Linked DNA regions of Homo sapiens: regions 1 and 2 are each linked to region 3. Evidence: read pairs that join two places in POLR2A ChIA-PET (ENCODE). Cell type or tissue: K562. All regions are shown on one strand. Links, peaks and the distances in the headings refer to the core of each region. The heading gives the core; the rest is flanking DNA.

Evidence for each region. ChIA-PET counts read pairs that join two places held together with the same protein. Peaks named below come from ENCODE experiments on the same cell type or tissue, not always from the same donor. Only the 100,000 strongest peaks of a DNase experiment are listed, where the experiment ranks them.
Region 1: POLR2A ChIA-PET joins it to region 3 with 8 read pairs; 2 of 35 experiments call an interaction of 5 or more read pairs at or near these places.
Region 2: POLR2A ChIA-PET joins it to region 3 with 5 read pairs; 4 of 35 experiments call an interaction of 5 or more read pairs at or near these places.

What each region holds. Positions count from the first base shown.
Region 1 is chr3:142,668,020-142,675,991 of GRCh38, forward strand. It overlaps PLS1 (plastin 1), which reads left to right. Exons shown (of 16, transcript NM_001145319.2): 3 at 1,371-1,534; 4 at 2,974-3,103. It also overlaps the pseudogene RN7SKP25. Among named protein-coding and RNA genes, the nearest start is that of PLS1-AS1, 15 kb to the left of the region's middle. In K562, for the core only: no CTCF peak of the experiment used is centred there; no DNase peak of the experiment used is centred there.
Region 2 is chr3:143,344,350-143,352,321 of GRCh38, forward strand. All of the region lies in intron 14 of SLC9A9 (solute carrier family 9 member A9), which reads right to left. It overlaps SLC9A9-AS1 (SLC9A9 antisense RNA 1), which reads left to right. Exons shown (of 4, transcript NR_048544.1): 3 at 118-245; 4 at 2,637-2,722. Among named protein-coding and RNA genes, the nearest start is that of SLC9A9-AS1, 6.1 kb to the left of the region's middle. In K562, for the core only: a CTCF peak has its summit at 4,767; a DNase peak (open chromatin) is centred at 4,752.
Region 3 is chr3:143,121,249-143,129,220 of GRCh38, forward strand. It overlaps CHST2 (carbohydrate sulfotransferase 2), which reads left to right. Exons shown (of 2, transcript NM_004267.5): 2 at 1-2,766. The coding sequence ends at 1,161. It overlaps LOC105374137 (a long non-coding RNA gene), which reads right to left. Exons shown (of 3, transcript XR_924554.3): 3 at 6,448-6,821. Among named protein-coding and RNA genes, the nearest start is that of CHST2, 5.5 kb to the left of the region's middle. RefSeq lists a silencer at 1-65 and enhancers at 523-1,164, 1,996-2,125. In K562, for the core only: no CTCF peak of the experiment used is centred there; a DNase peak (open chromatin) is centred at 3,834; H3K4me3 peaks cover 1,386 bases.

The DNA.
Region 1 (7,972 bases), core at 1,999-6,998, 450 kb before region 3:
AAAGTTTCTATCCTAACCATTAATTCAGTTAGTATAGCAGCTCTTTTATTAAGAAGAACAAGAAATATAGGAAACAAAGCAGCTATTAGCAGATGAGCAAAGAGAGCCTATACAAGGTGGATCCAGGCAACAAAACAGTGCAAAGCTCTGCTGTCAACTCTGGGCAGAAGCGTTTTGTGTTGCCTTTGTTCTGAGTCAAGAAGTGATACCCGGCCTCTAGGGAAAACCTAGGGAAGGGCATCTCTCAATGATGCCATGACATGAAAACACCTGGAAACCTGTTTCCCAAAGTCCAAATATAGGTGTGAATTTCTTGAACACCTAATCTCAAATGACATCAAGCATGATTCAGCATACGTAATGGTATCATGAATACATAATGAAGAAGCAATGAATTATTGACAGATGAAACAGAACTGCCACCAAATGAAACGTAGAACACAAATGCCTTATGCGTATTTTACACAGCGCATGTATTTTATATGGAATGTGGGGTCAGCAGATTTATTTTCTAAATTCCCTCAAGAAGTTAAAGTCTGAGTGGGTGCTCCCTTTTTAGCTATCTGTGACTTCCCCATGCTTATTCCTTTTTTTTTTTTTGAGATGGAGTCTCGCTTTGTTGCCCAGGGTGGAGTACAGTGGCGCAATCTCGGCTCACTGCAACTTCTGCCTCCTAGGTTCAAGTGATTCTCTTACCTCAGCCTCCTGAGTAGCTTTGATTACAGGTGCCCGCCACTATGCCCAGCTAATTTTTCCATTTTTAGTAGAGATGGGGTTTCACCATGTTGACCAGGCCGATCTCAAACTCCTGACCTCAGGTGATCTGCCTACCTCGGCCTCCCAAAGTGCTGGGATTATAAGTGTGAGCCACTGCGCCTGGCCCCCCCCATGCTTATTTCTTTGATGCTTAGTCATGTGCTAAAACTGGGTTTTCTATCAGAGCAACAATACCCTTAAAATATATATGGTGGCCCTAAATCTATGGGGATAAACTCGATTTAAATATATACAAAGTTTTTGTTTTGTTTTTGTTTTCGTTTTTTAAGAGATGGGGTCTCACTCTATTGCCTAAGTTGAGGGGCAGTGGTGCGATCATAGCTCACTACAGCCTCGAACTCCTGGGCTCAGGCAGTCCCCTCACCTTAGTCTCCCAAATAGCTGGAACTACCAAGCCTGGCTTAAATACGAGTTTTTAAAATAAAGCATATAGCATATTCTGTACAGTTCAGGTACAGGAAAAAAGGTTACTGCCACCTGTGAAACAAATGTGAAAGGCTCTGTCTGCACATCTATGAATCCTCCCAAAAGGCATCCTTATTGTACACCTTCAACAAAGATTACAAAATATATTTTATAATATATCTTTACAGATATTGACAATAGTGGGTATGTCAGTGACTATGAACTTCAAGACCTGTTTAAGGAAGCAAGCCTTCCTCTGCCTGGCTACAAGGTGCGCGAGATTGTGGAGAAAATTCTATCAGTTGCTGACAGCAACAAAGATGGCAAAATCAGTTTTGAAGAGTTTGTGTCAGTAAGTAATCTAATCCTTTCGGGCTACTGATAATCTTGCTTAGAGCAGAATTGTAGTAATGTCATCACTAGCTTTGGTTAAATCCAGCTTCAGAGACCAGAAAAAGGACTGCTTTAAAATGATGATGATGATGATGACAATAACTATTATTATCGAAATAATTTCCACAACTAATTCATAAAACAAAGGAAAAAATTATTCTCAAATTGTTGGAATGGAAATCAGGTTTAGATAATAGTAATTCATTCCCTAGAATAACTAGGTGAGTTCAATGCTTATTGACCATTAATATAATTGAATAAATATTTATGAAATATAAATTGTCTGGTTTTGCATTCTTTATTGATTAAGCAGGTATTTTAGCTCTTCTCTTCCTAGAAATTTTGCTAGGCACTGTGAGTAATGTGATGAGTAAAAAGAAACGTGATTCCTGTCTTCATGGAGTTTATATGTGTGGAGAAGACTGCATTGCACAAATTGATAAAAGATAATTGGAGAATTGCTATGACAGAGTGGTACAGGTCCTGTGAGAGTTTGTGGTAGAAGGAATTGAATTTGGAGGCAAGGCTGGATAACCCAGGGACTCAGGGAAGGTATCCCTACAGTGTGAAGACTGTGATGTGTTCTGAAGAAAGATGTTAAACAGATAAAAGTGGGTTGTGGGAAAATGAATAATGTAGGAGGCAGGTAGACATGACAGCATGTGTAGAGTCCCTGTGGCTTTAGAGATGGTGAATATTCTCAAGCAACTGAAAGAAGGTTTGTGTGACTGGAGCTGAGATGGTAAGGGTAAGGAATGTAGCTGGAGAAGTAACTCAGAATCAGGTCACACAGGGCCATGTCGAATTTTTGTTTTTATCCTAAAAGCAATAGGAAGACAATGAAGTGGGAAGAATAGAATGTGAAGTGACAAGATCAGATTTGCATTTAAAAAAAAACCCAATCACTTTGCTGCAAGCAGAACTGATTGAATTGAGTCTTGCCAATCTCTGGTGAGTCCAGTGAGAGAGTGATTGGGAAAGGGAGTTTCTGTAAGCCTATGTTATTTCCTCTAAGAGCTGACTTATTTTATCATGAATGCATTTGAGATGTTCAGGCAGGAAAATATCTTCATTAAGGCATTCTTCTATCTTTAGCATGTAGTTAGTTATTTCTTAGGTTTTCAGTACAAAAGATTATGGCAAGCCAAGAAGAATAATTTCAGTGTGTTCAATTTAAGCTTAGTTATAAAAAATTTATTCCACCGTTTGGGGTTCAAGTATTTGTCTATTTTGTGTTATTGGTAAAATGATGAAAGTTATCTGTGTATACAAGCAATAAGTACAACTGACTAGTATTTAATTTGGTGTCATTTCAAATAAAGAAGTGTAAATAAATATCCATTTTGTCAGGTTTTTATTGATTATCTGATTCTCAATTTTACTTATGTTCCATTCCAGCTAATGCAAGAATTAAAAAGCAAAGATATCAGCAAAACATTCCGAAAAATAATTAACAAGAGGGAAGGGATTACTGCTATTGGAGGAACTTCAACTATTTCCAGTGAGGGCACACAGCATTCTTATTCAGGTAACTGACTTCTCCAAATTTGATCTTTTAGTCACTGATTCATTGATTAAGTGACATATTTAATCAGTTCTAAGATGCCACTCATTGTGATTCATACCGTTATTTTATGTGCCACTGAGGAGAAAAAAATACTGCAGACCACAGTATAACATGCCATTGAATTTGAAATACATCTCAGTTTCACAGATGTCAAAATGAAAAATCCTAGAATCATTGAAATCAATGAGTTCCTGCTGTGTATCAGGCTCAGTCTACAGAAACAAGATTATAAACAACAAAGTGGAAGTTGTTTATACTCCAGCATTAGATGTATTTAAAAGTGGCTTTTCAATGGCTTTTCATCCTGACTGATGAGGTGGCTTTACTTTTAGACCTGAGCTAGGAATGGGGGAGAGGCTTCTATCACAAGGATTTTTCTCTTCCATTTTCTGAGATCTGAGATACCCGATTCACCTTTTATCTAGTAACCAAGTGACTAGAGAGCATAGCACCTGATTTGCTTGATCTGATTAAACCACTGGACCATTGCCCAGTGGGAAATGCAGAAGCATATCAACTTTTAAGATGAGGTGTCTTCCCCGTGTTAAGTTATCTAAGATGTCTAAGAACCTTTGGCCAAGTTCTTTTTATTTATATGAACATAACTAGAACTATGCTTTTTGGCCTTTTGACAAAATTACCTGTAACCTTTTCCCCTCTTTCTTCATTTCAGATCTGAATCTGTTAATTATCCTCTTGATTCTGTCCCTTCCTAATTGGATTTTCCTCTAGCGATACACTCAAATTTCTCTCATCTATTATATGTTTTTCCTAACTTTTTCCCACTAGGGAAGCAGCCATAAAGGCAAAGGTCCATAACTGTTACCTTCACTTTTTGAAAGGTATTCACCCCTTAACCCAGTTTCTGCCTGTCAATTCTACTGAAGTGGCTTCTTTTTAAAGACAAAAAAAAATTATTAAGGTATAATACACATTCAGCAAAGTGCTATAATCTTAAGTATATGGCTCAATGAATTTTTCCATGTGTATATACATTCATGTAGCTGCCAACCAGAACAAGACATGGAATCTTTTCATCACCTGAAGACTCCCTCATTCCCCTGATAGTAACTATTCTTCCCTAGAGGTAACCTCTTTTCTGATATTTGTCACCATAAATTTTTGTTTACTTATTTTTTGAGGTATAAGATACTTGTAGTAAAGTGCATGAAGTGTACTTTTTTTTTTTTTTTTTTTTTGAGATGGCGTCTCGCTCTGTCGTCCAGGCTGGAGTGCAGTGGTGCGATCTCGGCTCACTGCAAGCTCCACTTCCCAGGTTCACGTCATTCTCTTGCCTCAGCCTCCTGAGTAGCTGGGACTACAGGTGCCCGCCAACACGCCCAGCTAATGTTTTTGTATTTTTAGTAGAGTCAGGGTTTCACCGTGTTAGCCAGGATGGTCTCGATCTCCTGACCTCATGATCCACCCGCCTTGGCCTCCCAAAGTGCTGGGATTACAGGCATGAGCCACCACACCAGGCTGAAGTGTACTATTCTTAAGTATATGGCTTGATGATTTCTTTTAACCTATGAATACACCTATATAACTATTCTCTAGAAAAATATATGGAATATTTAATGGCTTTTATAAAAAATAGCAGCTTTATTGAGATATAATTGACATACCATGGAATACATTTTTAAAGTATACAGTTCAGTAGTTTTTAGTGTATTCATAGTTGTGCAATTGTCATCACTATTTAATTTCAGAACACTTTCATTACACCAAAGAAGAACACTATATTCATTATCAGTCACTCCCCATTTCCCTCTTCCCGAAGGCTCTGCAACCATTAAACTGCTTTCTATTTCTACAAATTTGCCTATTCTGGAAGTTTCATATAAATGGTATCATACTGTAGTGGCCTTTCATTTGACAGGCTTCTTCACTGGTGTAATATTTTCAAGGCTTATCCATGTTGTCACATATATCATACTTCATTCCTTTTTTTCTGACTGCAGCCTCGACCTCCAGAGTTCAAGGGATCCTCCCACCTCAGCCTCCCAAGTGCATAACCATGCCTCCCAAATGTGTACCACCATGCCCAGCTAATTTTTCTATCTTTTGTAGAGATGGGGTTTTGCTATGTCACCCAGGTTGATCTTGAACTCCTGGGTTCGAGCGATCTGCCTGCCTTGGGATTACAGGTGTGAGCCATGGTACCTGGCCCCTTCATTCCTTTTTATTGCTGAATATTCCATTCTATGGGCAATACCACATTTTGTTTATCCTTTCATCAGGTGATGGACATTTGGGTTGTTTCTAGTGTTTGGCTATTATAAATAATGCTATATGAACACTCATGAATGCATTTGTGTGTGGACATATACTTTGAATTCTCGTAGGCATATACTTAGGAGTAGAATTGCTTGAATTTTTGTTAACTCTATGTTTATCATTTTTAAAGAACTGCCAAATTGTTTTCCAAAGTGGCTGCACTTGTGAGGGCGATCTGGCTGCGACATCTGTCACCCCATTGATTGCCAGGGTTGATTTGGCTGATCTGGCTGGCTAGGCAGGTGTCCCCTTCCTCCCTCAGTGCTCCATGTGAGTCCTTCCCGAAGCTGCGTGCTCGGTTGAAGAGGACAACCATCCCAATAGAAGAGGACTGGTCTTTGGTCAAGGGTATACGAGTAGCTGCACTCCCCTGCTAGAACTTCCAAACAAGCTCTCAAGGTCCAAAGTGGCTGCACCATCTTACATTCCCACCAGCAATGTATGAGGGCTCCAGTTTCTTCAATTCTCACCAACACTTGTTTTTGTCCATTTAAAAAATTACAGCCATCCTAGTGGTTGTGATGTGGTATCTCATTCCTGGTTCCTATACCTGAAACATCCTTTCTTTCCTTGCCTATATTCACCTATTGAAAAACTATATTTCAAATAGTACCTCCTCTATGAAGCCTTTTCTTGATCACCCTAACTAAAAGTGATTGCTTCTTTTTTTAAATTCTGCAAACATTGCATATATATTTCTGGTGGTGTGTGTATTTCCCTTATATCACATTTCTTTGTATATTTGTTTTACAATTACACTAAAAAATTCCTCAATGGCAGATACAGTATTTTAGTGATCTCTGAATTCCTAGACTCCAAATCCTTCTAAGGAGGTGTGTATGAGGAGGCGAGAAGATAAGGCAGATTATGATATGTACAAAGAGGAAATATTAGTACATATTTGTGTTTTTGTTGACTTGTGTGTGTATGTATGTGTGGTGGATTAAATTTTGGGGGTACCTGCAAAATATTCCCTTGGGAAAATTACTTAATTCTAGGAACTGGGGCAACAATGGAGAAGGCCAAATCATTATGTGCTACCCTCTGATGGAAATGGGGATTATTTACTTTAAGGATTTATAATCTTAAATGGTTTTTATATCTACAGAATAATAATAAAGTTGTACAATGTTTTTACTTTAAGTTCCTTCCTATTTTCCCCACTGCATAACCCAACAAAATTTTCTACTTAAGATCAATGTACCCATACTAGAAGCCATGTGTTGAGAAGTTGTTGGATGAAGATGGCCAAAGATAGTGCTGGTATCTAGATTTGTGTCAATTTTTTCTTCGTTTTTTGTTTTTTTGAGACAAGAGTCTTGCTCTGTTGCCCAGGCTGGAGTGCAGTGGCGTGATCTCGGCTCACTGCAACCTCCGTCTCCCAGATTCAAGCAATTCTCCCTGCCTCAGCCTCCAGAGTAGCTGGGATTACAGGTGCCTGCCACCACACCTGGCTAATTTTTGTATTTTTTAGTAGAGATGGGGTTTTGCCATGTTGGCCAGGCTGGTCTCAAACTCCTGACCTCAGGTGATCTGCCCACCTCAGCCTCCCAAAGTGCAGGGATTACAGGCATGAGCCACCGCACCCAGCCAATTTGTGTCAATTTTTTAATAGTTAAATTCCATTGAAATTGAGCTGTTTTATTCATTTGAATAACTCTTGACTGAATTCAGTATTTCTGTTGTAAGCTAAAAATCACAGCTCTCTAAACCTTTTGGGGAGGATGGGATTTATTGCCATGGTATTTGTTTCTTGTATTTTTTTCCTTATTTAATTAACATATACATATTTGACCTCCGATGGTCTGCTTCTGACTCATTAGCTTTCAGAAGCAATACATATTTGGAAATATTTTTGAATCAAACCAAATATATATTGTGCTCATTTAAGATATATACCTTCATCTCTCCTAATAGATCAGTTTTTTGTTTGTTTTTTTGTTTGTTTTTTGTTTTTGTTTTTGAGACAGAGCCTTGCTCTGTCACCAGGCTGGAGTGCAGTGGCGCGATCTCGGTTCACTGCAAGCTCTGCCTCCTGGGTTCATGTCATTCTCCTGCCTCAGCCTCCCAAGTAGCTGGGATTACAGGCCCACGCCACCATGCCCAGCTAATTTATTTTTGTTTATTTAGTAGAGATGAGGTTTTAACATGTTGGCCAGGATGGTCTTGCTCTCTTGACCTCGTGATCTGCCCGTCTCAGCCTCCCAAAGTGCTGGGATTACAGGCGTGAGCCACCGTGCTCCCCGTTTTTTTTTTTGAAAGGGTCTCTCTTTGTGGCTTAGGCTAAAGTGCAGTGGCAGGATCTCCACTCACTGCAACCTCCACCCCCCGGTTCAAGCAATCCTGAAGCCTCAGCCTCTCGAGTAGCTGGGACTATGGGCATGTGCCATTATGCCTGGCTAATTTTTGTATTTTCAATAGAGACGGGGGTTTCTCCATGTTGCTCAGGCTGGTCTTGAACTCCTGACCTCAAGTGATCAGCCCGCCTTGGAAGTGCTTTGGGAAGTGCTGGGATTACAGGCGTGAGCCACCACACCCAGCCACCTTTCTTCT
Region 2 (7,972 bases), core at 1,999-6,998, 220 kb after region 3:
ATAAGCAGTCAAGACTAAAAGAGAATAGGGCAAAATATTCATTCCAACTCTGTATTACTCTCTGCTTTGAACTAAAGATAATATTTTCTAATATATTAAGAGACACCTCTTTTACAGGCCAAGTTACAGATCTCTTAAAAAATCCAATATGATGATGCCCATTTACAAAATTTTATGATGAGAAAATTAACTTTAAAACTCTTTTACAACTCTACCAAATGTAAGAAATATATGTCCCTAAGAAGGTAAGGCATTAGTCCATTTGGACCTTTTGAAATTCTTTGCTGTTGCTTGCAGTCTTTTATCTGTCTCAGCTGTGTGTAGTTTAGTGACTCTGACCTTGAGGAGGTAACAGAAATGGTGCCTACCATTAATGTGGTTTTTCTTTTAAAAAACAAAATGTTTCCTGGCATGTAATTGTTTTTTTCAAAAAAGACTTGACCCTGTGCAGTATTTTACACTTACATCATTTCCCCATTTATAATTCTTTCTTGTTTTGGTGTGTTGGAGGGAAAAAAAGTGTTATGTAGTTCTTTAAAAACTTTCAACCAAATAATAATAAACAATCGTAAGATTCTGAAGTATTTATCATGAATGTAAACTCTGAGAGCAGTAAAACTGGTAAAAGATGATTTCCATAATAACTGGATGAGGGAGGACCCAGGAAAAATCTTGAGCTTTTTGCTTGCATAACAGAATGAAGGAAATGCTGAACATGGATTAGGTTTGGAAGATAACTCCTGAGTTTGGTTTTGGATATAATGACTGTGTCTTTGAGTCATACAAGAGGAAATATCAAATAAGTTCCATCTATATGACTGAAGTATAAATTTGAGTATAAATTCGTTTTTGTTTCCATGTTATTGTAATCCAAGTATACAGATGGAATCACCTAGAAATAGAAGACAAAGAAAAGAAGGGGGCCTTGGATAGAACCTTTATTAATTCCAGCATTGAATGGAAAAGAAAGATGAACCTGAAAATGGCCAGAAAAGTAGGGGGAAATTCAGAGTATTGAGTTAGGGGAGATAAGGGGAAGAGTATTACAAGGAGGAAGCAATCAACAGTATCATATATGTTGCTCAAAAGACACATCAGAGGAGAACTGAAAAATATCCATCTGGTTTAGCAATATGGTGGTCATTGCTGACCTAACAAGCTGCTTTAGTAAAGTTGTTGAGATGGAAACCAGATAAGTGGGTTGAGGAATGAGTAGAAGGAGAGCAAATGGGCTGGGCGCAGTTGAGGATAAAAATGATGAGAGAGGTAAAGCAGGATAGTTGGGTAGTATGGGTCTATCTGAAGTTGTTGATCAATAATAGATAAGGGAACCAGTCTCTGCAGGTGTGTAAATCTCTCCAACAGGGCTCATCTATGCAGATATAGTGTGCCCAAAAGCAACATGTTGCCTTCATCTCTGGTTAGGGTTTTTCCAGATGGGTATAACAAAAAGATGATGGAATCCAGACTGTTTGCAAGGGTGATATGGAAATAGTGGAGAATGGATTCCAATCTGAACAAGTAGGAAGGTGGAGAAAGGACAGACATTAGTGAACTGGAGTCCCTATCAGGTCAAAGAAGGATCTCATTTATTCATATGCCACCCTAATACAGCTTGTCTATAGAAGGAGGAAAATAAATGTCCTCTTTAAAGCTACTGAATGCAAAGATTTTTTTTTTAATTAAGCTAAAGGGAAAAGAGACCTAGGTCCAGTTTTAACAATTCCCTCTTCCCTAGACTTCGTAGGAGGGCCCAAGCACAGACAAACCCAGCCTTATATATATATTCTTACCTGAATATAGATTTCTCCCAATATGCCAGTTGAAACTCTCTCAGCATAAAAAACCTATGGAAAAAATACTTTTGCCTTTTCACTTGGCTAAAAGAAGATTATTCTATAAAAAGAACTGTAGTCCAGATGATTAAACAATGGAGGGAGAGGATGAAAACCAAAACTTTACTCAAATGGAAACCTCCTTAAATTTTCCCATTATTCTTAATGAAATAAAGGCTGAGCTAACTGCTAGAGAAAACTGATTCTTGATGTTGCAGAAAATAAGCTTAAAAATAATCATTCTAAAGTCTTGTTTCTTTTTCTGTAGTATGCGTATTTTCTGTTCTATTTTAATATTATTTTTATGAAACCTTTGGTTAGGCTGGGTGCAGTGGCTCATGCCTGTAATCCCAGCACTTTGGGAGGCTGAGTCGGGGGGGATCACTTGAGGTCAGGAGTTCGAGACCAGCTTGGCCAACATGGTGAAACCCCATCTCTACTCAAAATACAAAAAATTAGCTAGCTGGGCGTGGTGGTGGGCACCTGTAATCCCAGCTACTCGGGAGGGTGAGGCACAAAAATCATTTGAACCTGGGAGGCGGAGGTTGCCGTGAGCCGAGATAGTGCCATTGCACTCCAGCCTGGGCAACAAGAGTGAAACTCCGTCTCAAAAAAACAAAAACCAAAAGTTTGGTTAAAATGAAAAGGGAAAGAAATAAAATACTAACTATATAGAAAATGAGAGAAGAAATAGTAAGAACTTTGTATTCAAACTCTACAAAATTTTTCAGATGACTCTTGTCAATTTTATCAAATAATAAATATGCTCAAGAACAAGTCTAACTTTTCTCTATTTTTCAGACAGAAAAAGAGAAGCAGATGAAAGGAAATAGAATTTTCTATTTTCTCCTCACCATGTAAGCCTCAAATAAAAAGCATCTAACAATTCAACGATCTTAACTTGGACCTGGTAGGAGACATACACTGAAGCAGTGGCTACAACTCCAAAATATACCAATCTGTGAGGCTACGAGATGACAGGTCAAATTTTTCTCAGAAGAAACATCCTAGCTATATTTCATCATTGAATGTAGCCATGTATTGGCCCAGTAATCGTCACAAGCATCACAACCAATTACTTAGGGCTTTAATAAAGAAGGGACCTTATGTAGAGTTTAATCAGATGGCAGTTGTGGGAAAGAAGCAGAAATAGTTTTGTTTGTTTGCATTAACAAATGGATGATGAGAAAGATAAAAGGGGAAATCAAGAAGATAACCCAAAGGAAACAGATAAATGGAGGAATAAAAATGAAATTCTATCTTCCCCCAAACAGAATCTGGCATAAGAAAATGCAGGCATTTTTGGCTAAACCAGAAATTAGATGGGAACTACATCTCTTTAAGGTCCAGAGTTATAAAGCACAGGGTAAGGAAAGGGCACCCGGATAGGGGAATCCTGTGCCCTGGGTTTTAGTCCTAGCTTTGCTGATCCTCAGTTTCCTTACCTGTAAGGAGAGAGAAATGCTTCTTGCCCTTTGCTATAACAAAAAGACCACCAATATTGTCCCCTGCCCCCACTCATCCACAGTTGTTCTGATAGACTTGGGACAGCTATATTTTCAACCCTCTCTTCCAAATACTTGAGATGTATTTTATAGATCTGTGAGTGAGCAGCTATTTCTAATTCTGTTTTGAAAGGATTGTTCCAAAACCAAGATGATACGGGGGATGCCATTAGAAAAATATATTTGTAAGGTGACAATCAATTTAAATTATCTCATAAAAAGATGAGTTCTGGCATATCATAAGTGAGGTAAGATTGCTTCCTTGTTTCTATCAGAAATAGGGTAAAACCAGCTCAGTCGAAAGCTGGATAAGAAGTTAAGCAGTAATTTTTTTTTTTTTTTTTAGAGGGAATCTTACTCTGTCGCCAGGCTGGAGTGCAGTGGTACGATCTCCGCTCACTGCAACCTCCACCTCCCAGGTTCAAGCTGTTCTCCTGCTTCAGCCTCCTGAGTAGCTGGGACTACAGGTCCAGCTAATTTTTGTATTTTTAGTAGAGACAGGGTTTCACCATGTTGCCAGGATGGTCTTGATCTCGACCTTGTGATCCACCCGCCTTGGCCTCCCAAAGTGCTGGGATTACAGGCGTGAGCCACTGCGCCCGGCCCGAAGTTAAGCAGCTATTGATGGCAGTCTGTTGGACTTTATTCCATTTATTTCTTTCATTTTCATGTAAGCTTTCTGTGATTGAATCACAGGAAGTTAATATGCCAATTATTTACTTCCTGGGAGTCTAAGAAAGCACCTTTATTTACTATATGCCATCAAACAGAGCTATTACATTATGTTGAATTTGTAAGGATAAAAACCATGACAAGTGCACCATATTTCTAGAAAATAGGTTCCAAGTGTAAAACAGAGGGCTAGGCATCTCTTTTTTTCATATAAAACCATGAGTGAATGTATACTCCTTTTTTAAGAAAGTATCTTTTGTTTGGCCAATAAAAAGCCAAATTCTTACAGAATACTTTGTTATAAGCACTTCCATTGTGCAATATAGTTTTGGTTGGAAAAGCTAAAAAATGAACTCTACTTCCCAAGCCTATTAAAAAACATGGAGAATACCATATGAGAATCATGGGTTGTCAAGGTCTTAGGAGTTCATGAAATTGTGTCTAGAACGCTTTGGGTACGGGGGAGTTGCTGTTGTGGTTAAAAAACAAGGAGGGGCATTTCCTTCACTTTACAAATGAAACTGGAGCTTAGAGAGACTGGTTCAAGCTCATGCAGCCTGCAAAGCCTGGGCTCAAAATCAGAACTTCTGACTCCTAATCTTGCTGCTTTGTGACTGCTGGGGTTCAACTGCATGTTGAGATTCCCAAGAATCCCCTGATCTTGGGGCAGGAGGAAGCCAGCTGCCCCTGGTCTCTGCTGACTACAGCCATGGGGACCTATTCGTTCCTCAGTCTCCAACTCTCTGCCCCCAGCTACTGGCAGACGGGAGTAACACGCATGTAGCAGTCCCATCTTTGCCTGTTTATTCTTTGTGAGGGACACTTAGCATTTTCAGTCCATCACTGAGCTGGAACAAAGTAATTTTGCCTGAAGAGCCTGTAGCTGGGCTTAAAGGTGCTTACCTGAAAGGAGAGGGATGGTGATAATCTTTTTGCTCCTAAAGAGGTGGGTCCTGCCAGGTCAGCCCTGGAAGCTCTTTTCTTTGGACAGAACCAGGACTAGCCTCATCCCACAGAACTAGGGAAAAGCTTCAGCATGTGGTTGTAAAGGAGGGTGGGGCCCATCAACTCACATCCTTTAATAATAATAACAAGAGCAGCCCTTTATCAAGGACCTAATTTTTCTAGGCCCTATGCTATGTATGGTAAGTATAATAGTGTGAATCTCACAAACATCCTGCAAGATAGGTATTATCATTGTCACTGTCCCCATTTTACAGATTATGAAATCAAGGTTCAGAGAGTTCAAGTAATTTTCCCAGTGTCACACAGCTAGTAGGTGACAAAGATCTGAACCTAGCTATTTGACTCATGCTCTGTGCTGTTCCAGGCGATTGAGTCTGAACTTGATTGGTAGGATGTGGTATATCAATGTTGTATTCATAACATCAGTTAACCTGGCGGTTAACTTAAGTGAAGTCTACAGATAGAAGACAAGTTGATGAGACTGAATTAGCACAAAATACTAAAATAAGTATTCTGCCTATTTTTGAGTAGGATATTAATTGTAGAGCATCCCCCTATGAGAGAGCCACTCAGAGAAAAACAAGTTCACTCAGAGGTTTAGAGAACTCCATCCGCGAGGCAAGGCTGGGCAAGTGGCTTGTTTACCTCGAAGAACTGGCTCAGTAGGTAAATGGAGCAGGTTCATATAAATAGGATTCTACCTGGAGACAGGGAACCAACCACACATATTGTCTCCCCACAAGAGTAGTCTTTCTGCCTTCCTTGTTTCTTTGACTGGCATAAGCAGACTTCTAGTCATGAGGGCTGGAACCCCACAGTCACCTGGGGCTCCTACTTCCTCACAACTGGCACCTGCCTGGCCCTTTCTCTCTGCAGTCCTGGTACCCCCAATAATGCGGCATCAGATTCTATGGATTTGAGGCCAGAGTTTTCTGGCATCTATACTTTTCCTTTCTATTCCCATTGCAACTACCATAATTGAGGCCCCCGTGACTTCTCCCTAATCACTGCTGTTAGCTCTTTCTAAAACAAGACTATGTCACTCTTATGTCTACAAATCATCTGATTCCTCATTATTTACTGAGTCAAATCCAGACACCTTCACCTGATACTCAAAATCTTTTCAGATTTCCGTGAACACATCTTGTTAGTCTCTCCTCCCTGGCCAACCTTATATGTGCCGAGCTGCAATCCTCACTTAACCCCAAGCACACACAATAATTTTCCACATTTGCACCTTTACTTGTGACCTTTGCTTTGTCTGGAAAAAGAAAACACGTCTGTTGTGTTTGTTTGGTATTTTCTAGTGTTCAAAGTGGTTTCATTCACCTTTTTCCATTTGAAATTTACAGTTACTTTGTGGGGCAAATATGATTATACTCATCTTACAGATTAGAAAATAGTGGCTCAGGGCAGGCCTGGAACTAGAGTTCCATAGCTGAGGGGCTGAGGGATGACTAGCAGCCAGATCTTCAAACTCATTGCTCTGTCCACAGCTCCGTGTTGCTTCTCTCTCCCCGTAATCTGGCCTTTACTCCAGCTCCCTCCAGTTGCTATTAGTCAAATTCCATCTTTTTCTCAAAGTTCAGCTCGAATCTACCAACAACTGTTAACTTTTCCAAAATAAACCCAGAATTGAGGGCTCTCTCTCCTTTGTGTTCTCACAGCTCCCTGCTCAACTTGCTGGGTACTTAAAGCAATTAGGGGAAAGGCCTGAGGGTTCCTACACAAGAATTTTATACCAGCAATGATCAAGGTTTTAAAACCTTTTTGATTATGATCCCATTAAGGCATACATGTTATATCACAACCCAGGGTACATGCACACACCCCTGAAACAAGTTTTATGAAACAAAATTTACTTCTAATTTCTCAATGCACTGTGATATTTTCTCTAGTCTACTATTTATTAAGAAGTGCTGGTTAGGAACCCACTAAATTGCTTGTGAGAACCACTAATGAGTTATGATCAGCAGTTTGAAAAACCCTGATTTAAATATTATTATGTCCCTTCTAAATGGCCTAGACAACATTTTCAAAGGTTTGCAAAAGACTGAGCTAGCAAGGAAGATAGGTACGTTCATCAGGGATTTAATCTGTAGTTCCCAACAGGAACACAAACAGTTCTTACAAAGGCTAGGCCGAGAAGGAAGGGTCTCAGCTGGAGAGCATCAACTTCTGTTTGTTGGAAGGTCAAGGAGAGGGATTCTTGGTGAATAGTTGATGGTGGGGGGGAGTACCCATTCCACAGTGGGATATCTTCCAAAGAGTGGGATTTGTAGAAGCCAAAGATTGAGGTGGGGAAGATTTCTCAATAAGGCATATCTCTGGACTGAGAAGAGACTTATGTACTCATCATAAACTTGAATATAGCAGGAAATCAGCTAGAATTTAAAAATAATAAAAATGTAATAAAATTCTTTGTTTATATCTGCAAAATGAGTCTGAAGGCCTTCAGGTCTATAAAGCTGTCACTGAATTTAGTATCATTTTAACTTTATGAAGCACTTGATGTTTGCAAAGTGCCTGTACAATTACCAATTACCATAATGTTCATCTTCTGAATATTTCAGATCAGAGAAGGCCTGAGGACTTTAGACTAAGAAAAGGGGGAAAAAAAGGAAAAAAAGTTGGCCAATCCAGTTAAATACCAGGCTTCTGAGCTTGTACTGCTAGAGTTGTTTACCATGTGGGGCACCTGCCTGGGGTACTCTGGGGACTTCTCTTCCTTCAGCACCCAGAGCCTGCAGTGCACACAGTCAGCCTTGGTCAGCCACCCCTCATGACTGACACCCACTCGCTGCTCTTGGGCATTCCAGGCATAATTCTGTGTCTACATGAACCAGTAGAAGGAACGGCAAAGGGCTTGGCACCTGTAACCCAAGGGCTAGTCCATAGCGAGGGATGTGGGAAGAAGTGTTTGCAGTTGCTGGGAAGGGGCAGTGAGGAAATAAAGCTGCTACAGTCTTTCCTGTTTGAGGTATTAAACACATG
Region 3 (7,972 bases), core at 1,889-6,888:
GGGGTTGCGGCCCCTCCAGGCAATGGCACTCGGGGCACCGGGGGCGTCGGGGACAAGCGGCAGCTGGTGTACGTGTTCACCACGTGGCGCTCTGGCTCGTCGTTCTTCGGCGAGCTATTCAACCAGAATCCCGAGGTGTTCTTTCTCTACGAGCCAGTGTGGCATGTATGGCAAAAACTGTATCCGGGGGACGCCGTTTCCCTGCAGGGGGCAGCGCGGGACATGCTGAGCGCTCTTTACCGCTGCGACCTCTCTGTCTTCCAGTTGTATAGCCCCGCGGGCAGCGGGGGGCGCAACCTCACCACGCTGGGCATCTTCGGCGCAGCCACCAACAAGGTGGTGTGCTCGTCACCACTCTGCCCCGCCTACCGCAAGGAGGTCGTGGGGTTGGTGGACGACCGCGTGTGCAAGAAGTGCCCGCCACAGCGCCTGGCGCGTTTCGAGGAGGAGTGCCGCAAGTACCGCACACTAGTCATAAAGGGTGTGCGCGTCTTCGACGTGGCGGTCTTGGCGCCACTGCTGCGAGACCCGGCCCTGGACCTCAAGGTCATCCACTTGGTGCGTGATCCCCGCGCGGTGGCGAGTTCACGGATCCGCTCGCGCCACGGCCTCATCCGTGAGAGCCTACAGGTGGTGCGCAGCCGAGACCCGCGAGCTCACCGCATGCCCTTCTTGGAGGCCGCGGGCCACAAGCTTGGCGCCAAGAAGGAGGGCGTGGGCGGCCCCGCAGACTACCACGCTCTGGGCGCTATGGAGGTCATCTGCAATAGTATGGCTAAGACGCTGCAGACAGCCCTGCAGCCCCCTGACTGGCTGCAGGGCCACTACCTGGTGGTGCGGTACGAGGACCTGGTGGGAGACCCCGTCAAGACACTACGGAGAGTGTACGATTTTGTGGGACTGTTGGTGAGCCCCGAAATGGAGCAGTTTGCCCTGAACATGACCAGTGGCTCGGGCTCCTCCTCCAAGCCTTTCGTGGTATCTGCACGCAATGCCACGCAGGCCGCCAATGCCTGGCGGACCGCCCTCACCTTCCAGCAGATCAAACAGGTGGAGGAGTTTTGCTACCAGCCCATGGCCGTCCTGGGCTATGAGCGGGTCAACAGCCCTGAGGAGGTCAAAGACCTCAGCAAGACCCTGCTTCGGAAGCCCCGTCTCTAAAAGGGGTTCCCAGGAGACCTGATTCCCTGTGGTGATACCTATAAAGAGGATCGTAGTGTGTTTAAATAAACACAGTCCAGACTCAAACGGAGGAAGCCCACATATTCTATTATAGATATATAAATAATCACACACACACTTGCTGTCAATGTTTTGAGTCAGTGCATTTCAAGGAACAGCCACAAAATACACACCCCTAAGAAAAGGCAAGACTTGAACGTTCTGACCAGGTGCCCCTCTTCTTCTTTGCCTTCTCTTGTCCTCTTTCTCCTATTTCTTACCCTGTCCTCCACCTGCCTTCCATTTTGAAGTGGGATGTTAATGAAATCAAGTTCCAGTAACCCAAATCTTGTTTACAAAATATTCGTGGTATCTGTGAACATGTTAAGAGTAATTTGGATGTGGGGGTGGGGGTGGAGAAAGGGGAAGTGGTCCAGAAACAAAAAGCCCCATTGGGCATGATAAGCCGAGGAGGCATTCTTCTAAAGCAGACTTTTGTGTAAAAAGCAAAGGTTACATGTGAGTATTAATAAAGAAGATAATAAATAATATTCTTTTTAATATTTGCCTCCATTACTTTGGATTCACCTGTGTTACTTGTCCTCAGCTTCAGATAGAATCTCCTTCCCCTCCCTCGTTTCCATTTTTCCAGTCTCTTTCCTGAAAGGCAGCTAAACTGGGTGGGAGCAATTTTTGCCTCCTTGGTAATAACCTGGGGGATGTTTTCTCACATGTAAATCTCAGCCTGTTAGGTGTCCAGGAGTGAAACACATCTTTGTATTCTAAAGGCAGAAACCAAACAGGGCAGTGGAAGAAAAAGCACACTACTCTCTTCAACTTTGAACACAGGAAGAAGCAACTCCTTCAGGACTTGAAGGCATTTGGTTTTTCATTCCTCTTCAGTTAAAATGGGGAACCTTGAAGCAGAGACCAATGTTTTGGTGCTGAGGCTGGTTCAGAAAAAGGATTTTTAAAAAAAGTATGTAATTTTTAAAAGTTCTGATGATTAGAACACAGACCTCAGGAAAGTAGCGTGAACATACTGCTGGCGATGGTAGCAGCTTCGTTGGTTTAGCAAAGTGACAGAAGTATCTATTTGGAGTGTTTTTCTGACCCTGACACGGTATGTGGAGGTGGATGAAAGCAGCGAAGTTTCATCTGAGAACCGTAAGGGTTTTCCCTTTTCTTACTTGCTTCCCATTTAAATCAGTGCAAGAGAGAATATGAATTTATAATGCTTTACTTGGGATGCCTGTGGAATATGTTGCTTTTCTTTATCATGTTTCCTAAAAGTAAATTTGCAAAGAAAGTAACATGCTGCAGACAGTATAAGGCTTCAGCCAAGAGCTTCTTTTAGATATGATAATGAATTGTGGTAAAGAGGAAATGAAAATGAACTAGTGTGTAGGATTTTGAAATTTGGTATTTTCCAGGGAGAAAACCGTTACATTTTCCTGTAGTGGTTATGATGTTGTGTCCTGAACCCATTTGGTACTGAAACATTCTGCAGAATGTTATACTATGAGAAGAAATTGTGAAGCCCAAATGGGAACAAGAGACAGTGTAGTTGTATATGACAGTAAATACAGTACAAGTTCACTATCATCATGGTTTTATTTCACTGTGATTTTTTATGAGATCTCTGAAAGCCAACATGCATAGGTTAAATGCTGAGAATTTTATTTTAGGGAAAAGATGATAAAAATAATCTGTACGTGGGGAATATTTTAACACACAATGATTCTTAAGTATAATTACCATTGCAATACAAAATCTAGCTACGCTGGTAAGAATTCCAAGGTAAAGAAGCATAAAGGTTTAAAAAGGGGTATATTTAGAAATGGATTTTATAACACAATCTAGAATGCTTATTTCTTAATTTACTAAAATAGTTTTTAGTATTGTGTTTCTGAAGCCAGATTACATCTATAATACATTGATCATGTTTTCCATATTTTTGTGGTAGTGCCTATGCTGAATTAGCTTCACCAGCAGTAGAATATTTGTAATAGATTTAATTTAAGAATACTTTAAAGTTAAATGAACAAAATAAATACTAATATTGGATGGCTATAGATGAAACAGATTTAACAGGAAATTAAGAGAGCAGCATTAAAAAGCAACCACTCTGAATAAAATAACCATTTATAAACAAATTTTGTGTGGCATTAGAATCAGCTCTTAACAATTGCGGTGAAATTCATGCCTAGTTGTTGAGTGAAGGATTTTCAAGCAGTGAATTCATTCTTCTTTCAGCTTATCTAAGGACTTGGACTGTGTTAAAGTAGAATTATGATGTTTTGGATCTTGTATTTAAAACAATATTAGATGCTAGATAGAGCCTTTGCAGCTGGCAGAGCATTTGTGGCCTCTGCTCAGATGAAATTTTAAGCTAAACACCAACAGATCCTCTGCTTGCTCTGTTTGAACAGGGTTTCCGTTCGTAATCTTGTTTTGTAGCAGCTGCATTCTCTCCACTCTGCCACTCCTGTGCTCTGTAATTTGAAAAGGTGAATTGTTGCTCCTGGAGATTTGTACCTAGCTGCCTTCTAGGAAAGTGAGACAGGTGGTGTTCCCACTAAGGGCTGAGCTAGTCATATCAGTGACATTCAGCTTCCGAAGGTTTGAGAAGGAGAGAGAAGAATTTTTGGCGTTAACAAGCTTCTGTCAACCCCTAGTGCAAGCAGACCTGTGCTATGACAAATTGCAACAGAGCCTGTGACCATTCTTGAGGCAGCAAATATGAACGAGATCCTTTCACATTTCCCAAGCTGGCAATATGTCCGTCAGCAAGAGAAAATATTCTTTAGAGCAGGTTGTCAGAGTGATTTTCATTTTCAAATTCTGCTCAATGATAGCACTCCTTACTTACCGCTTGGCTTTGGAATGCCTTTGTTAATGAGTAAGCTGTATTTATAAAACAAAGTTTACCCAGTGCGTTTAGTCAACAAATTTGAGTTTGGAACAAGGCAGAGGCACAGGCTGGGGGCTTAAATTTCAAGGAGCTCAGAGCCACTCAAAGACCTCATTCAGACTGACAGTGGATACCTTGCAGGCAGGGGCCAGAGCAAATCTATACCCTTCAGTGTCCACCACATAGTGCATGATAAATATTTATTAAATAAGTGAATGAAATATGCAACTATCAAATTTTGAAAATACTTGGAAGGGAGAGAGTGGAAGAGTGTATTACCTGTGTGGGGAAAATGCCAGCCTGTTCAGTAAAGTTTGCTGAAGGAAATAAGCCATAGGCTCTATTTAGATGTGGGGAGTGAGCAATAGGAATATCTTCAAGATTTCCAGGGCAACTGTTTATAGACTATTTCCCAGCGATGAATTAGAGAAAAAATGCACAATTTCTAAATGTGGAGAGGTAAATGTTTCAAAGTAAGGAATTTGATTGTTACTGTTTTCCCACTTGCATGAACACCATAAGGGCGGGGATCAGAACAAACCTGCAGAGCAGATGTTGTCCAGGGGTCTCAGGGAGGGCTAAAAAGCTATTTATTTTTGCAGAAGTCATGTGGCACTTATTGTTTTGAGTGCTGCAAATGTGTAGTTTGATGGACTGTGATGGAGCAAATGTTGTCCAGGGGTCTAAGGGAGGGCTAAAAAGCTGCTTTTTTTTTTTTTTTTTTTTTTTTGCAGAAGTCATGTGGCACTTATTGTTTTGAGTGCTGTGAATGTGTAGTTTGATGGACTGTGATGTGTTAGGTTGGTGCAAGCGTGATTGTGGTTTTTGTCATTGAAAGTAATGGTAAAAAACTGCAATTACATTTGCACCCACCTAATAGATTTTCTGCAGGTGTAGGGATGGTTACTTTCAGGAAGTTTGTCCTATTGTGGATGCTGAGCGAGACAATGGCTGCCTGTTCCCATACATTCCCTGCTTGGCCACAGCCAGTTTTGTCCAGGATTTCTGTTGTACACAGTACAGTTGCAGCTGGATTATGTGATTGGTTTGAAATTAATGTGAATTTGGGGGAGGCTATTAAATATTCCCTAGGTCTTGAAACGCAGACTCTAGAGATGACTCTAGGAAGAGCAAGAGGGAAATGAAAAGCGTGTCTCATCATGTAGGCATGGTAAATAAGGACAAGGTGTCACTTTACCATCCTCCTCCAACTTTCTTTCTTCCCTACACACAACACACATGCACACACACATACAATTGAGTTTCTGCATCGTCTTGAAGAGATCTGGATGAGAGAATGTTCTAATCCCAGCTAACAGATGCGTGGTGAGGCACACTTTTGATCTCAGGCTTCTGGAGAGTGAGTGGTCGGCCAATTGTTATATTAGAAAGCTTGACAGTTCTGCGTCAGGATCCAATGGGGATAGGTAGAAAATGACAATCACAATTTGAGGAATGACTTGAGGTGTGTGATGGGATGTCCTGAGGTAAATGCGCAGTTTATAGACCCCTTTTGTCCTTCACCTTGAGGAAACCCTTTTCAAATCTGTCACAGCTAAGAAAACAATTCATTCAGACACTTTCCCTGCTTTCTGTACATTCAGTTGCTACTTTTGCAGTTCAAGTATGAGCCACTGAGCTGCTCAGGTACAGGCTTTGGTACAAGTATTTAATAATTGAAATTACAGGGCTTGGCTTTTATTACATCTGATGCAATTCTGCACATCCTTAATCAAATTATGCTAAGAAAATGTTGAACTTTGCATAACACATTAAGTTTATAGAATTGGAAACTGTATGAACCAGTGTTTGGGGTAGGGGGTGCTGGTATTGTTTCTAAATGAAGGAGCTTTGAAGGAGCAGGAGCCTGTCTGTACACATGGTAACAGGATGATAAAGGATGGCCAAGGATAAACCTTAACTTTTGGTCAAACCAGTTATCTGTAATCAAATATCAAAAGTATTTTTGGGCTGCTTGAACTTTTAGGTTGGTAATAGTCACCCTACCAAGTGAATGGCAATGAAAATGATCACTGGGGCTAAAAGCTGTACTCAGAACCAGTCTGTAATGGCTCCCATCCCAGGTGTAAAGACAGGGCTTGATAGAAATTCACCTTGAGGCAGTTAGTCTTCTAGACAGGATCAACTACATAATTTGCAGGGCTCCGTGCAAAATGAAAATGCAATGCCGTTGTTGAAAAAACAATTAAGCCTTTCAAGATGGCAGCAGCACAGAATGAAACCAAGTTTGGGGTCCTTCTGAGTGGGGGGCCCTGTGTAACTGTGCAGGTTGTATATCCCTGAAGCTGGCCCTGTTTCCAGATGCAGAGGATGAAATGCCTGGCTATAGGAGACAGCAAATAATGGTGTCCTACAAGTTCTCGGAAAATGAGTGCAAAGGTATGAGTTATTGTGGGTAACTATAATGAAAGCAAAGACAAGCAAGCGCACTTTGCATGATGGAATTCCAAAGAGGTCAGTGCATACATGACAAACAATCCTTGATGATTGCAGCAAGAGATTGACAGTGCCCCCTCAATCATTGGTTGGGCTTGAGAACACTCAGAACTGATCCGGCTGGAGGCTGAGAGAGCGTGTGTTGTTCCTGGGATTCCTCTCAGAAGAACAGGTCAGATGTCTTGCATGAGGATGAAGAACATGGTGTCCTTGTCCTCTGGCTGTTCCCTTCTGTAACTTTTGTAGGGCTCTCCCTTGATTTGCGTAGTATGTAATAGAGACAGAAAGTCTATGCATGGAAAAGCAAAAGGTCAAGTCACAATAAGGTCAAGGAGTAAATGTACAAGATGTGCTAAACAAACTGATATACCTCTTTATTATGTTAAGTATAGTCAGCTAAGTTTTTTTATTGTAGGCTTGATATGTCCCATTTTCCTCTGAATAACTTCTCCACGCTCTCTACTGCACCCCCTGCCTCCCATTTCTTCTCCACTTTGTGAATCTCATTATTAAGACCCTGGATCTTTTTGAAACTTTTATTCATCAGCCCTGCTCCAAGATGCAGAAATGCCTTTCTGTCCTGTTATTCCTCCGACTGCCTCCTGCATAGATCTGTCAGTGTGTGCTGCTACAGATTGGAATTGTTTGTTTATAGGCCCGTTTCCTCTCTTGTCCTGGACTTCATATGTATGGGGCAGACAGAAGCTGAAAAAGCAAGGCAAATTAATATAGACAAAAAGGAATACCAAATAATGCCCATGGAAGGCCTCAAATGTTTTTCCACATTAATGTTTGAAAGAGAAACAAACAAACTGAAGGCCCCAAACGAAAGGTAACAACTGAATTACAGTCCAACACATTTTTTGAGTTGAATAGGAAAATGTATTACGGTCATGTTGGCTGAGGCTGTATTTGTTTTTGACATGTAGAGGTCATGGCCAGTATGATCATCTTTTAACCATTTCAGGAACTGAAAAATTTTTCAGAAACAATGTAGAAGTCTAAATATTACATTTCCATTTTCAGATGTCCCAGTTGCTCTGGCAAGCTCCCAGTCTTTCTATGAATGAACTAGCTCCTGGGAGGAATTAAAATGTTTCATTTCTCATATTGGTGCTCAGTATTTTTACATGAAGGATGCTGTTACATTATTCCTCTCTAAAGGAAAATAGGAATGAGAACATATCTTCTTTCTGAGATAATAACATTCATATCAATTGTTTTTAGTCCTGTTATTTAACCAGACCTACTTGCTGGTGAGACCAGTATTCTCCCAAGGATGTGAGTTCTGAGTTCACATTATTTAGGTTAAATCTTTACTTCACATAGTTTCTCATTTATATTTTCACATTTCCCAAGTGACTTCATGTGCTGTGCTCTTTATAACTTTCTATCACCATTTTCATTTCACTTTCAAATGCCCTAAATAGCAAGAATGAT